Linked DNA regions of Homo sapiens: region 2 is linked to region 1. A link is a loop called in an ENCODE intact Hi-C map of the cell type or tissue named here. Cell type or tissue: natural killer cell. All regions are shown on one strand. Each heading gives the region's core, and the rest is flanking DNA. Links, peaks and the distances in the headings are about the cores only.

What was found. Peaks named below come from ENCODE experiments on the same cell type or tissue, not always from the same donor. Only the 100,000 strongest peaks of a DNase experiment are listed, where the experiment ranks them.
Region 2: it touches region 1 in a loop (5-fold over the local background); 2 of 110 quality-filtered maps call a loop at or near these places.

Annotation. Positions count from the first base shown.
Region 1 is chr1:221,774,219-221,781,972 of GRCh38, forward strand. No RefSeq gene overlaps it. Among named protein-coding and RNA genes, the nearest start is that of DUSP10, 36 kb to the left of the region's middle. RefSeq lists enhancers at 3,352-3,441, 3,512-3,561, 3,592-3,641, 4,692-4,741. In natural killer cell, for the core only: no CTCF peak of the experiment used is centred there; DNase peaks (open chromatin) are centred at 3,763, 4,093 and 4,493; H3K27ac peaks cover 3,224 bases.
Region 2 is chr1:221,957,648-221,965,401 of GRCh38, forward strand. All of the region lies in intron 1 of LINC02257 (long intergenic non-protein coding RNA 2257), which reads right to left. Among named protein-coding and RNA genes, the nearest start is that of LINC02474, 4.9 kb to the right of the region's middle. In natural killer cell, for the core only: no CTCF peak of the experiment used is centred there; a DNase peak (open chromatin) is centred at 4,224.

The sequences.
Region 1 (7,754 bases), core at 2,189-6,188:
TCTTATATATGTAGAGTGCTGGACAGTTCATGAAACTGTCTCCATACATTAGCTCATTTCCTGCTCATGTCATCCTTTGAAGAAATTAGTATAATCATCTTTATATCGCAGATGAAAAAATAAGCCCCAGCAGGTTTAAAAAGCAATGATCATCGTATATCTAAACTTGAGCACAACAGGAATTTGAACCTGAATTTTTTTGTACCATATCCAGAATTCTTCTGAGGTTCCGAACTCAGTTGTCTTGTGTTCAAAGCCTATAGGCCCTGTTACTGCAGGTACGAGCCTGAGAACAATGAAGGGGCGCTTTCCGGAACTGCTGTGTGAGCTTAATGCTATCTCTGCCATTTCCTTGTACTCCTTTAGCAAATCCTGTGTAAATAGAAGTTTTATTTGAACAAAGGAGAGTGTCCAGGATTCTTCAGCTTTGCCTTCAGCTTTGCAGCTGGAGAAAGTAAAATCTATGGAGATAAAATTTAAGCCAATCAAACAGCAAGAACAAGCAAAAAGCTCTCTCCTTCTCCCTTTTATTTCTTGCTTTTCTTGGTGAGCTTGTTTCTCTCCCTGACTAGGAATAAAGGCCTCTCTTTGGGCACAGACAGCATCTTATTCATCTTTACATATCTCTTCCTGAGATACAGGCATAGTGTTCTTTATGTTACAGATACACACCACATGCTTATTAAACAAAAATTAAGTTGTGTACATAACTCTTATCACAATCCACTGATGCTATAAAACTAAGTTAAGTTCACCATCCAGGCTGGGCGTGGTGGCTCACACCTGTAATCTCAGAACTTTGGGAGGCCAAGGTGGGAGGATTGCTTGAGGTCAGGAGTTCAAGACCAGCCTGGGCAACATAGTGAGACCCCCATCTCTACCATAAAATAAAATAAAATAAAATAAAATAAAATAAAATAAAACGAAATAAAAATAAAAACTTCATCATCTCTTGGCTTTTATCTCCTTCTAAGGAGGTCCTCTGAACCTGCCCACTCCTCAAAATGACAACATGTTTGGTGTTTGGAACACAGAAATTAATCTTGTGCTTTTAAAATGTATAGTTAATGATTAAGGAAGCTCAGACTTAGCACAACTCAGGGTTTTCCCTATGATGCAAACCAAAAACGGCCAATTCAGTCAGTTCAAAGAAAAAATACTCCACCAAGTTGTTAGGTGCTTTCCATAAACATTACTGTGTACCAAAGGATTTCACCAAGTTGGTAATCGTGTTTAACAATCTTCCATTATAAATGCACCTAATAATTGGATAGAGAGTGGGAAAAAGACATTCGATTGACTATGTTTTGAAAATCTTGATATTTGATTGAATTGTATTGGTGGCATTGAGGAGTCAAAGGCTGCATCTTCTGGGTCTGTGGTCGACACCTTGGCTTCCCAAAATGAGGACGGCAGCTACACTGACATTGCTTGGGAGCTTCTTAGAATGCAGAATCTCAGTCTGTGTCCCAGACCCAAAGGTTAAGAATCTGCATTTTAGCAAGATCTCCAGGGGATCAGAATGTACACTGACATTTGAGAAGCACACAACTTAACCTCTAGCGCTTTGTATTTGGAAATATAGAGGCACCAGATTTCACCCCACAAATTTGAGCAGGCAGAGTTGGAGGAATGTCTCCCTGTAAAACAAAGTTAGAGGAGACAGTTTTGGGCACTGCCTAGCTTTGGAGCCCTGGGGAAAGCCATGGCCAAAGAAGATTATGAAAGCCACAGCCGAGAGTCAGTCTTTAAAAAAAAATAACAGCTTTCTTGAGATATAGTTTACATATATGATTCACTCTTTTATATTATACAACCCAGTGAGATTTTGTATATTCACAGAGTTGTGCCACCATCAAAAATTTTAAAACATTATTATCACCCCTAAAAGAAATCCGTACCCATTAGCCATCAGTTTCCAATACCCTCATCAACTCCCCACGCTGGGCAACCACTAATCTACTTTGCATCTATATACATTTGCCTAATCTGGCTTTTCGTCTAAACGGAATAATACATAATGTGGGCTTTTGTGACTGGCTTCTTTCACTTAAAATAATGTTTTCAGGGTTTTGCCATGTTGCAGCATGTGTCAGCTCTTCATACCTTTTGACAGCCCGATAATATTCCATTGCACGGATTATACATTTTGCTTATCCACTCGTCTATTGATGGACATCTGGATTGTTTCCAGTGTTTAACCATCATGAATAAAGATGCTATGCACATTGGTTTACAAATTTTAGGTGTGAACATAAATTTTTACTGGAGAAAGTTTTTTTTTTTTTCTTAAGTGAAAGCAAGTTTGTTAAGAAAGTAAAGGAATAAACAATGGCTACTCCATAGGCAGAGTAGCCCTGAGGGCTTCTGGTTGCCCGTTTTTATGGTTGTTTCCTGATTATAGGCTAAACAAGGAATGGATTATTCACAAGTCTTCCAGGAAAGAGGTGGACAATTCCCAGAACTGAGGGTTCCTCCCCATTTTAGATCATACAGGGTAACTTCCTGATGTTGCCATGGCATCTGTAATTTGTCATGGCGCTAGTGGGTGTGTAGCAGTGAGAACAACCTGAGACAGTTTTGACCCTTAAACAAAGTGGGTGATATGGCTGTCAGCAAGAGAAAGGCAGGTAGGCAGGACTTCTGGGAGGAACAGCCACCTGCTCAGGAAGAAACCCTTCCACCCCAGCTCTTCCACTACCTGTGCAACCACCAGCAAATCACGAGATATCTCAGATCCACGTCTGCAAAACGGACATAAATCTTAGCCACATTGACCTCACACTTCCTTTTTTTTTGTGTTTCATATGGGATAATTAGCATAAAGCTGTTTTCAAAGGAAAAATACTACACAAAGACCCAACAGGATAGTTGTTCTTATCACATCACTGTCATTTTGGCAATTCTTGAAATTGCCAGTACCTAGTGAGCTAATGACCTTCTCACTCAGAACCAGGGAAGGAGAATCACACTCAGGCCTTTCTCTCTGGTGCCTGAAAAGATTTTCAGTACAGTAGAGATGTGATCTCATTGTGACTCTCAGAAGCTGTGCTTAGGCTTTCAGTCAATAGGCAACCTCTTTGGGGATAAAAGAACCATCTTATTCACAATGGCTTGCTGTACAAAAAAAATTAGAATAAAAGAATTATTTAATTCGTTGATTTATTCACTACTTTTTAGCATTTATGATGTGCTCAGCAGTGAGTTGTGTGCTTATAGAGGGTGGTGGAATGAGCGGCGGTAATATAAGAAAGTACTTGAAATTTGATGCTGCTTTTAGGGGAAGCCAATGTGGCCACTTCTGCTTTCTTATTGACTATTGGAAATGTAGTACAGTACTAGTAATTGTACTCTGGAATGGGCCAGTGGAAGCCAATTCGGAAAAAGCGGTCCAAGGAAGACTATAATGCTTGGAAGGAGAAGGGGAAAATGACAGAGGAAAAGAAGAGAAAAGATGGAGAGAGAGAAAGAGAAGAGAGAAAAAAGAAATTATAACTTCTTCCACCTTTAAGGAAGTGATGAGCCCACATATAGCCCAGGTGATTTTGAGCTAAATATAAAGCTTGTGAATTCCCCCCAGTGCCCAATTTGGCCCCTAGAGGTGGAGACAAGTTCAGTGGCCACAAAACCAGAGACTCTAAGTTCATAGAAGGGAGGAGAGAATGGTAGATGTGTGGGAGCAGGGAATTTACCTGCTTCCTGTTTCGGCCCCTTTTGCTAAAGTGAAATGCTGTGGTTTTGCTGGTTATACTTGTTAATACAATTCCCTCCCCTTGCAGGATATGTGTGTGGTAACGGCACCATCTGGGTTAGCGAAATAGATACTCCGAGGTATAACACACTAAACACAGCAGGATGTTTATAAAATTCTTAATCTGGGCCCTTTGGACCACCAAGAATAGACATAGAGATTATACAAGCAAATTACTAAATCAGGCTGAAACCAGACATATAAGCATTTTCATAAATACTTAAAAATTTACCTATACCACGAGAGGCCAACTCTCAGACCATTCTCTGAGAAATACTAGACCACCCTGAGATGCTGGTACCTTAAGCACACATTGTCTCTTCTTGTTATGTGGTCATCACCACCAGGATATCCGCCCCTCTCCTGCCCTGAACATCTAGAGCAATTTGGCTGGGCACAGTGTTCTTTCCAGAACATTTGATTGCTATACTTACATAAGGAGAAAACTCTATTTTCATTTGAAGACTTCAGACCTCCTTCACAAAGTGATACTGCAGTGAGGAAAAAATGCAAACTGAGGAGCCACGAAAGCTTGCAGCTGAAACAGTGGGGTCTTAGACAAATGATTTTGCCTCCTCATCTGTACCACAATAATAAGAAAGTTCATCCGACAGAAGTATTTGAAAAAAGCATCTGCTTTCATGTCTGGCACATAGTAGGCATTCCAAGAAGGCTAGTAGCTCTTACCCACGCCCCTTTTGAGGTGATTTTCGCTTACAACCAAGCCAGAAGGAAGTCATAAAGCTCACGGGCCTTACATAGAGAGGAAGCATCAGAGAGTTCTCACTCACAGCCCTCACTGCTCAGTGCAGGAGCCGCCCCAGTTGACAGGACTCACTTCCTCTGTCTACACTCCCAAACCTTCTGTGCCCAGCAGTGTGTGCACATCTGTCTACACTGAGCTCTAACCAGAGTGCCTGGTTGGGGTCATGACCTGGCTCATTCAGCAGCATGAGCTGGAAAGGACTTTGGCTAATAGGACACCTGGTATCCAATAAATTCCCCACCCTGTATTTGTGACTGCTAAAAAGCCGAGTACAGATGATAGGCAATTCATTTTGATGGTAAAGAGTGGCCCGTTCAGGGGAGAAAAAGGGAGTCCCCTAAAGAGACCCTGGGTGCTCAATGCCAGGAGCAGAGTGAGCTTGTGTACGGGATGTGTGCTAAGGATGTGTATAGCATGGTGAGTTACATTTTTAAAAAATCACAAAAAATGTACAGGTCTAGGGCTGAAAGTTCTTAGAGCTGCCTCACAAGAGTTGAGGTCCTTTCCCATTGTTTGCAATCTCAGATTGGTTCTTCTTCCCAGGGGCACATGGCACATAGCACTTTGGTGATGGGGACTGCTTTGCTGATGTCAGGGTCAAGGGGTGCATGGACCATGGGCAGAGTGCTGGGCTCAGCCAAATGGTTCTGGGTAGGTCTTGCCTCTTGTAGCTTCAGTTTTCTCTTTTGTCTGGTGAAGTTATTACGAAAACTCATCTCTAGCCTTGGCTTATGGGATAATATTCTTGATAGGACTTTGAAAATTTGAGATTTTGATAGAAGTGTAAGGGAGCAATTTTTTAGATTGGTTCTATGTGCCAAGGGGGAGAGGGCAAACAAAGGCACATTGGGGTGCTGGTTATGAGTTTGCTTGCACACTCGCAGTGTTCTCTTCCCTGGTCTGGGGCATTGTGTCTGTTCACACAGTTGAAAACCAATGGTGGCCGTGGGCAGCCCTGGACCTCCTAAGGACACAAGGCGAAACCAACCACCTAGCCACAAAACAGACGCAACCAGAGCCTAGCTAGCTCTCCAGCCTCTGGGCTCTCCCTGCATGGACGGCCACTCTACCTACCTCTAAGACCTATCTGGGCTTGGAAAAGGAAGCTCCTGAGCAGCCTCAGCCCTGATGGTGAACTCAGCATCAAGCCACAGCTTCTATCAGTCAGCCTGGAGAAAGCAGGCCCAGAGATGCACATTAGGATCCTGCCTGGCTCACAAATTCCTCTGCAGTGAAGTGACAGGAGTCAAGCTAGTATTGCAGCCTGAGTCATGTCACCTCCCTTGCAGGTTTCCTTAAGGTCATGAGTCTCCTGTGCATGGATTCATAATCCATGATCCAGTTTGAGTAAGTTGGCCCATGGTTTAGGCTTTGGTCCCCAAGCTTCTGTTTTGATATCTGTCTGCTATTCCCTGTCCTTCCCCTGCAACAATCCCATCCTCAAATCCAGTTTTCCTGCATTTCCAAATAGCACCTTCTCCGCTATGGTAGACAGCTTCAAGGTAGTCCCCACTCATCCTCACCTTGAAGCCATACCCTTGAGCAGTTTGCTCTCACATTCACTCGGGGTGACCTGTGTGACCACAGTAGCATGCAGCTGACGTGACAATGTACAACCTCTGAGGTGAGGTCATGGGAGATGTCGCGGCTTCTGTCTTGTGCCCTTGGACCCATCCCCCTGGGGAAACCAGCCACCTTGCCATCAGCCCCAGCAGCCTTGTGGGAGGTTCCCTGGGGAGGAACCAGAGCTGTCCACGAAGGGTCAGGAGCCACCTTGGAAGCAGATCCCAGGGTCCAGGCAAGCCTTCATAAGACTGTATCTGGCCGACATTTGATTGTGACCTCATGTGAGACTTTGGGCCAGAACCACCAACAAAGCTGCTCCTGAATTCCCAATTCACAGAAACCGTTAGAGAATAATTATTTTAAGTTACAAAATTTAGGGGCTACTTGTCAAACAGATAACAGAACCAGAGAATAGATAACCAATACACCTGCTTCTCTAGTTTCCTTAAGGCAGTGCTCCACCTACCCATTGAACACCCCATTATACTCAGGGAAGATGACCCCCAAACCCTATCACCTCTCACCCGATCATGTGCTAGTGATTACTGTGCTAGTACTTGCTAATTCTATTCCATTCCTATTACTCCGTCTTGCTGTGAGTACAAAAGCCAGGCTTTTCTATGAGTTCTGAAATAACAGTGTAATGAGGCAAATTCAAACTAGCACTAAGAAGATACTCAGAAGGGTAAAGTTCCCAGGACACAGACAACCCTATAGACTAGGCTTGCTCTAAGTGTTAATCCCTTTGCAGATACATTCTGTAGGTAAGAAGGCAAATGCCTTTTCCAAAAGGGCCTGTGTCCATTTCACAGATGAGGAAACTGGGACTTATGCAGAGCCTTGCTAGGCTTGGTGTATGTGAGGGCTCAGCACACTGGTTGACCAGCCTGCTGTGGGGTCTCTGTCTTACCCATGAGTCATGCTTTCTGCTTCCAGGGATGCAGTCTGGTATTGAGCCACTTATGGCCTTTTTCCCTCAATACACTTGACCCAGTTCACTTTGGGGAAACTGAAGTGAAACTGCATGATATCATCTGGCCGTTGCCCAACTGCAAACTGCCCTGTCCCTCCAGGTTGCACAGTTGCAGAGGGATTGTCACCTGATGCAGCTGGACCCTCTGGGAAAGGAGGAGAAGCCGGGGGTAAAGGCGAGCAAGGCAGAGGCATTGAAACCAGAGCCAAGCACCAGTGCGTGCAGCCCTGATACAGGCCCCACCATTAGCTGACAAATTGGAATAAATAAATATGATAAATCATCTCCCCAGCCATCTTGTGAAAGGGCTTCCGAAATGCAGTGTCATTATCGGTTCCCTTACTGGTGTTCTTACAGATACATTTTAAAATGTCAACCTGAAATGGAAGCTCCAAGCCTCAAACGTTACAGAAAAATGGATTTTGTAACAAGACACTTTCTCATTTGGGCTCCTTCTCTCTGCCTCCTGCAAAAATGCTCTCTTGAGCTGACTGAAATCTGTAGTTAAATAATAGTAAGGCAAGAGGTAAATTGAAGCAGAGAAAGGTCTAGAAACAGCTTGCTATTGCAAAAAGATGGCAAGTCACAGAAAGGAAGGAAGATGACCATTCAAGATGGACATGGGCAAGCCTAGGAGACCTGTGTGTGGCAGTGGCTGTCCTGAGGGGTGGAAGTCGGGGTAAGTGATGGGAGAACCA
Region 2 (7,754 bases), core at 2,328-6,327, 180 kb after region 1:
ATGTCCTCACTCATAGGTGGGAATTGAACAATGAGAACTTGGACCCGGGGTGCAGCAAACCAACATGGCACAGCAAACCAACATGGCGCATGTACACCTATGTAACAAACGTGCACATTGTGCACATGTACCCTAGAACTTAAAGTATAATATATATATAAAAAAAAGAAAAAAACTTTGTTCCTCCCCTGGCCTAAAAACTTATCACCACCTACATTAAAGCTAATATGCCTGATTACTATTTTTAGCGAACTTATTTTATTAGGGCAGTTCCAGTCTCAAAAATATGCTAACTGGCACCTTGGTAGCCACATAAAAATGTGCTCTAGACCCAAAACTTACTGGACTAACTCATTATAAAATTAAATTTTCTTTAAGGTGTCCACAAGCAGTCCCTGGTCATGCCTGAAGCAGCCCTGAGAAACATCGCCTCTACCCCCCTCCAAAAAAACCCAGAAGGAACTTATATTATTTATCTTTCCTTATGACTTTTTATTTTATAAATACAAGACAAGAATGTCAACCCTTTGAGCCGGAGTTAAGCCACTGTAACCCCTGTGACCTACACATATACATCCAGATGGCCTGCAGGAGCCAAGAAGTCTGGAGCAGCCAAAAAACCACAAAAGAAGTGAAACAGCCAGTTTCTGCCTTTGCTGATTAACCAACCCTACAACATTCCACCATTATGACTTGTTCCTGCTCTACCCTAACTGATGAATTGACGTTATGACATTCTTCTCCTGGACAATGGGTTTCATGATCTCCCCACCATGCACCTTGTGACCCCCTCCCCTGCTGACTAGAGATAACCACCTTCAACTGTAACTTTCCACTGCCTACCCAAGTCCTATAAAGCTGTCCCTCTGGTATCTCCCTTTGCTGACTCTCTTTTCAGACTCAGCCCATTTACACTCAAGTGGATAAACAGCCTTGTTGCTCACACAAAGCGTGTTTTAGGTGGTCTTCTATACAGACATGTGTGACATTTACTATCAGGCTCAAATATAATTTGTCATTTTATAAATTTAAGGAACCAAAAATAAACTTCTGTTAACAATTAACGTTTCAGTATTTAACCTTATTTTGGAAATGACTCAGACATTTAATGAATATTTACTACTTAATTCAATATAACATACATTTAAGATTTCATTTATCCACAAAAGGGATTCTTAAGACGATTTTTAAAGGGAGAAGTTTTATAAAACATGACCTTTTTTTTTTTTAATCTGAGATGGGGTCTTGCTATGTTACCCAGGCTGGAGTTCAATGGGGTGATCACAGCTCACTGCAGCCTCAAACTCCCAGGCCTAAGTGATCTCCCATCTCAGCCTCTCAAGTAACTAGGACCACAGATGTTCACCACCATGCCCAAATAATTTTTAATTTTTTTGTAGAGAATGGTCTCACTATGTTGCCCAGGCTGGTCTCAAACTCCTGGGCTCAAGCAATCTTCCTGCTATGGTCTCCCAAAGTGCAATCACACCCCGCCCATAATCATTGAAAAAGCTTATATGTAAACTTTTACCTCATTCACATTCATCTAATTTACTCATCTTTAAAACTTATGTTTGAACTGTTTATAAAAATTGTAGGAGACATTGAAGAAAACTAGCCATCATCTCAAGTTATTTCCCTTTTAACTATTTTTACAGTGTGCAAATGTTAGGCAGTAGCCACCTAAGCAAGTACCCTAAAGTTAAATACATGGCTATTTTATTGATCAGAAGACACAGCTGTTTTTGTTAAAGCAAAAATATTAAACTAGTCAGATTTACCCAAGTCACATGCACTAAAAGGCATCTGAGTTAATTTCTACTTTTCTGATAAAATATTTTAAAGTGCTTACTTTTTCCTTTAAGCTATTAATTACAGCTCGTTAATATATTTTCAGAGAGAAATATCACATACACATAACCCATATGAACATATAGACACACAGACAGAAGCAGGTCTTATAGCTTTTATAAGATTATTTATTTCTCAATGTTAAAATAGTTTCTCTCTCCATTTTATACCATAAATCTCCCAATCATCTGTTTCATTGCCCTAAATAATAATTAGGCAACCCTAAATTTGCACTTTCGAAGACACGACTCTTAGGTAAAACAAAGTAGAAAATTTATATCTCAAAGGCACAGAACTTAGATCTCAACACCATTACTTCCCCAGACAAAGAACAGCATAGATATAGGTCCAGTTGAGACAAAATGGCCAGGAAAAGCACCTTAAAGGTAAGGTTTATTATGTAAACTTTATACCCATGTCTTCACCATTGTAAAGTTTTTAGGGGTTTAGGTGAATAGAGGGACAGGCCCTTACAAATGGAGGTTTTCATTATAGAGATAAATATCTTTTACAAAAAGTTTCAAAATAGCCAGTCAAATGTCAAAAGTTGAATTTTTTGGACCATATAGTTGATAGGTAGTCTTTTGAATTTATCTTACTTGTTAGTTAGATTACTGACTTCAGGATGAAGCCCTGTAACTAACATGGCAAAAAGGCATTTTCTATGCCTGGATTCAAGAATAGAACTTGATTTCATATTCCCTACAATATAAATTTTCTTCTTTATCCAAAGGAGTGGTTGTCCTATAATAGTGGGGTTGAAAATGGAAATAGTGGCTCTGGTGTCTACCTAGATTGGATAACAACCGGTAGAAGGTTAGAGCAGCTCCCTCTAAGGCCCATCAATCCTGATAGTTAACATGGAAATTATCAGGGAGTGAAAAGGCTGTTTTTAGGGACTTTCCTTGAAATTTTGGGAGTAGCCTCTTTTCCAATGTCCTGGTTGTTTGCACCAATAGCAACTGCTGTTTTAGGGGTTGCTTGTTGAAGAAGTGCTCTGGGGTAGACCCAAAGGCCATTCTAGGTTGTTGGTTGGCGTGGAGCTGAAACACATTGGAAATGGCTTTCAAATGCTCAATTGTGATTTTTCAGGTTTTGTTAGGCCTATACATGGACCAGGTAGGAGCTTGTCCAGTAATACCATTCTGCCTCTTTTATCCATTTCTGGGCTTCACCAGTTTTCACTAGTATGTGAATTAATTGGTAAAGATCAAATATCTTGAGGTCATAAATTTCAATTAAGACCTTGAATTCTTCAGAAACCTTTTGAAGGCCTTCCCTAGATTTAGCAAAATTTTTAACTATGGCGCTGAGTTCTATTATCACCTAGGGAGTGTAAGTCACTCTGGGATTATTTCCTGAATTTTTGAGTGGCTTTAAGCAAACTGTTTAATTGTGGTTTTATTTTGTTTTGTTTTGTTTTGTTTTCAGAGGAGAAAGCCAAGTCAGACTGAGAGTTAGTAGACTAAATACTCAGGCAAAGTGGGATAGAGAGGAGCAGTAGGAATTCTGTCAGTTTTACTGTTCTTGATGTGGATGATATCTTGCATTTTTAGCTTTTTTGTATGTGTGTGATGGCGTCTCGCTCTGTCGCCCAGGCCAGAGTGAAGGGGTGCGATCTTGGCTCACTGCAACCTCTGCCTCCCGAGTTCAAGTGATTCTCCTGCCTCAGCCTCCTGAGTAGCAGGGACTACAGGCGCATGTCACTATGCCCAGCTAATTTTTGTATTTTTAGTAGAGACAGGGTTTCACCATATTGGCCAGGCTTGTCTCAAACTCCTGACCTCGTGATCCGCCCACCTCGGCCTCCCAAAGTGCTGGGATTACAGGCATGAGCCACTGCACCCAGCCTTTTTAGCTTTTTATTAGTTCTTCACAATTAATTTAAAAAAAGTTAGAATTCTGTCTCTTTGAGGCTTCTGAATGCTATTAATAATTAGAATGACATTCTCTCTGCTAAATTTGAGAGACTTGAGATTTAAGTATGCTTGTCAAATGAACAGCCTTATTCATCTGGAATGTTCCATATAATGGCCCTGTAATTCTGAATTATCTTTAGTAAGATTTTGCCACTTTTGTAAATATTTGCAGCTTCCAAGGTCATAGCTCCTAGACATGAAAAAGGCAAGTACACCAGAAGGCGAAGTACTCAGATATTTATAAATTAAGGATCCCATTTTTATGTATGATCTTGGGTCTCTTAGAGCTGACATGGCTTTAGCTATAAGACCTCAGCATATAAGAAGAGAAAAAAATAAAGAGCCCCCCTTCAGTAATAACTACTTATTGTAACTGCCATCAGTTACCTTAAAAACTGCAGCTTTTTTGCCAGTGACTCATCAGTCACCACAAACCGAAAGGTCATGTGCCCTGCCACAGCACAAAGCAACCCTTGGTAACACACAGTCAAGTGCTCTTTCACTATATAAACTAACCCTTTGTACCCCAAAGGCCAAAGATATTAGGGAGCTCAAATGCAAAAGACAACAGAGCTCCAACCTGAGAGGAACTTACTTATGACTCCTGGAGCTCCATGAGAAAGACAGAGGAACCCCTTCACCCCCGCCCCTCCAAAAGGGACTACAGCATTTTTCCTATGTTTCTCAGAAGGTCTCAGGGTTTTCAGCAGTCTCCTTCAGTTTCCTTTGTGGTCACCAGATTTGCCAAAGGACAAAATTACACGTTTAGTTTGAAGATCTCGACTAGCTTTATTGCAATTCTAGGATTGGGCAATGTCTCATTCCATAAAATAGAATAAGTGTCCCAAAGAGTTGAGCAGAGGGGATTCATTTTATAGACAGAGGGGGTTGAAGAAACCAGAAGCAAAGAACAAAATGTGGACTCGTCCTTTGAAAGTTACCTCCCTTACAAGGTGAGAACAAGGAAACAGAACAATAGAGAAATAACAGATTTGTTAGCATCAGGTTACGTCGGGTTACTTTTGTTGTAAGGATTAAAACAGAGGGAACTTCGTTATCCTGCTCATTAAAGACGGAAACTGGTCTGCTTGGAACATTGGCTGTTACTGCTCTGTCCTGATTTTGGGGAAGATGAAATAACAACTTATTTTCAGTTTGGTGATATGGAACTTTGGCATGGGTGACTCCATTTTGATTTTTAGTCTGGTCTGTTGGGGCCTAATACAAAACAATAGCCTTTCATAATTTTTACTTAACATTAGGAAATAAGACACAAAGCTCATATCTTTATCAAATCTAAGGGTCTTTGGTCCATTGACCATTCATGTGCACTCCTTTTGACATTTTTCCCAGGCTGACTGTGAATTTAGCATAGTTCTGATTCTTTACTTGCAATAACAGCAGTTACTCTGTGACAGGCACTCTTCTCAGCGCTTTTCACCCAGTAACTCATTTAATCCATACAAGGTCCTGTAATAAAGGGACTATGGTCTACATCTTAAACGGGCAGTACCTGTGCAAGGTTGGTGAGATCGTTCTCCCAAGCTTGCACAGCAAGAAGGATCAGGATTTGAACTCAGACCCAGGACCCAGATGCTTGACCGATTAAGCCAGAGCAGCCTCAGAGCCCAAGTTCCAGAAAGTGTAGGGGAGAAAACAATAAATTTTCTCTTTCACCTTGATGAGTTTTTTCTGAGCTTCTCTGTAAAAAAGACAAATTAACAAGAGAAAAACAAACAGAATTCTGATAAAATGTGTACCTATGGGAGACAACCCAGAGAAATGAGTAAATCTCTGCAGCAGATCTCAAAGAATTATCCTAGACCTCACCCTTAAGTACTATCCTTCTCTGAAACAAAGAGAGAAGGCTGAGGGGAATGATGCAATTAAGAAATGTTGGCCATGGCTGGGCATGGTGGCTCACACCTGTAATCTCGGCACTTTGAGAGGCTGAGGCAGGCAGATCACAAGGTCAGGAGTTCGAGACCAGTCTGGCCAACATGTTGAAACTCCATCTCTACTAAAAATACAAAAATTAGCCAGGCGTGGTGGTGGTTGCCGGTAATCCCAGCTATTCAGGAGGCTGAGGCAGGAGAATTGCTTGAACCCAGGAGGCAGAGGTTGCAGTGGGCCAAGATCATGCCACTGCATTCTGGCCTGGGTGACAGAGTAAGACTCTGTCTCAAAAAAAAAAAAAAAAAAAAAGAAAAAGAAAAGTTGGCCAGGAAAAGCACCGTTAAAGAAGCATAATATTTGATAACTAGATTTAAGTTGATGCCTTCTCTAGGGAATTAGTTCTTCTTTTCTTTCTGATGCAGAAAGGAGACACCCTTACAATGGAGGTTTTCTTTACAGATGTAAATTTATCTTATGAAATCATAACTGTTTTCAAAACTAATTTGTTTTCAAAGCTTCTCTGTGTTTGCTATTTCCCAAAATAGCTCAAAATAATCCTTAGGCCAAAAAGGCATATTTGGGGTAGTATGTCCTGAGCCCCATCATTAGTCATCTTTATTACCCTGGCCAAAGGTCTCCTTGCTCATGACAGTCAAAGACTAAAGGACAGAGGGAACTTTTTAATAATGAGAGTTTGCTGACATGCACACACGTGTCATCCACTTTCTGATTAAAAAAAACAGAGAATACATTACTGTGGCCCAAACCTGACATTTTAAGCCATTTGAGATACCCAATAGTCTAGAAAGAATGCTCCTGAGAATTAAAATGAAAGAAATGTCTCCAACCAAATTAGAGACTACTAAATGAATCTTATTAAGAAGCCAAGTGGAAACCCTATCTCAGAGAACAAATTAGGACATAGAAATCAAATTGCCGGCCGGGCGCGGTGGCTCACGCCTGTAATCCCAGCACTTTGGGAGGCCGAGGCGGGCGGATCACGAGGTCAGGAGATCGAGACCATCCTGGCTAACACGGTGAAACCCCATCTCTACTAAAAATACAAAAAAAAAATTAGCCGGGCGTGGTAGCGGGCGCCTGTAGTCCCAGCTACTTGGGAGGCTGAGGCAGGAGAATGGCGTGAACCCGGGAGGCGGAGCTTGCAGTGAGCCGAGATCGCGCCACTGCACTCCAGCCTGGGCGACAGAGCGAGACTCCGTCTCAAAAAAAAAAAAAAAAAAAAAAAATCAAATTGCCATCATTAAACCAAAAACAAAATTCTAAGTCCCTCAACCAACTGAATGGACCCCCTTCTCTCAGCCAAGGGCCTTCTAAAACACTAAACCTGAAACACTAGTTCAGGCCATGATGGGAATAGGTGGTCAGGCATGTCACATTACACTTTCCTCCCTGTGGAATTCAGGCACATCTGACCAGTATTTACATTCAAACAGCAACTTTAAGATTGACAAAACAGACTCTTTGTAGCAGTAAGATATCAACATGACAGATGGCAGGCCCTGAAATAAATAGAAGTATTTTACCCCAAAATATATTTCTTTGACATATTTTGAAATGACCCTGCAAAGTTGTTTCTTGTGGGAAAAATCCACATTCTATAGAGAATCCCCTTCCCTTTCCAGGTCTTTTTCCTGATCCAGGAGAGAATTAAGAGTCTGGCACCTTTTTAAGTCTTATAAGAAACATTTACTATTATCTCTGAAGCCTGCTACCTAGAGGTTTCATCTGCATAATAAAAACCTTGGTCTCCTCAACCCCTTATCTTAACTCAGTCACTCCCTTCTATTGATTCCAGGCCTTTTGATAAACTCAACCAATTGCCAATCAGAAAATCTTTGAATCCACCTAAGACCTGGAAGTCCCCCCACACCTTTGATTTGTCCACCTTTCCAGACACAACCCATGTCATCTTAAAAGTAGTGATCGACATCTAATGTATATTAATTAATAAATTAGATCGACATCTAATGTATTGTGTCTCCCTAAAATGTATAAAACCAAGCTGTAGCCTGACTACCTTTGGCACAGGTTCTCAAGATCTCTTACGGCTCTTTCATGGGCCATGGA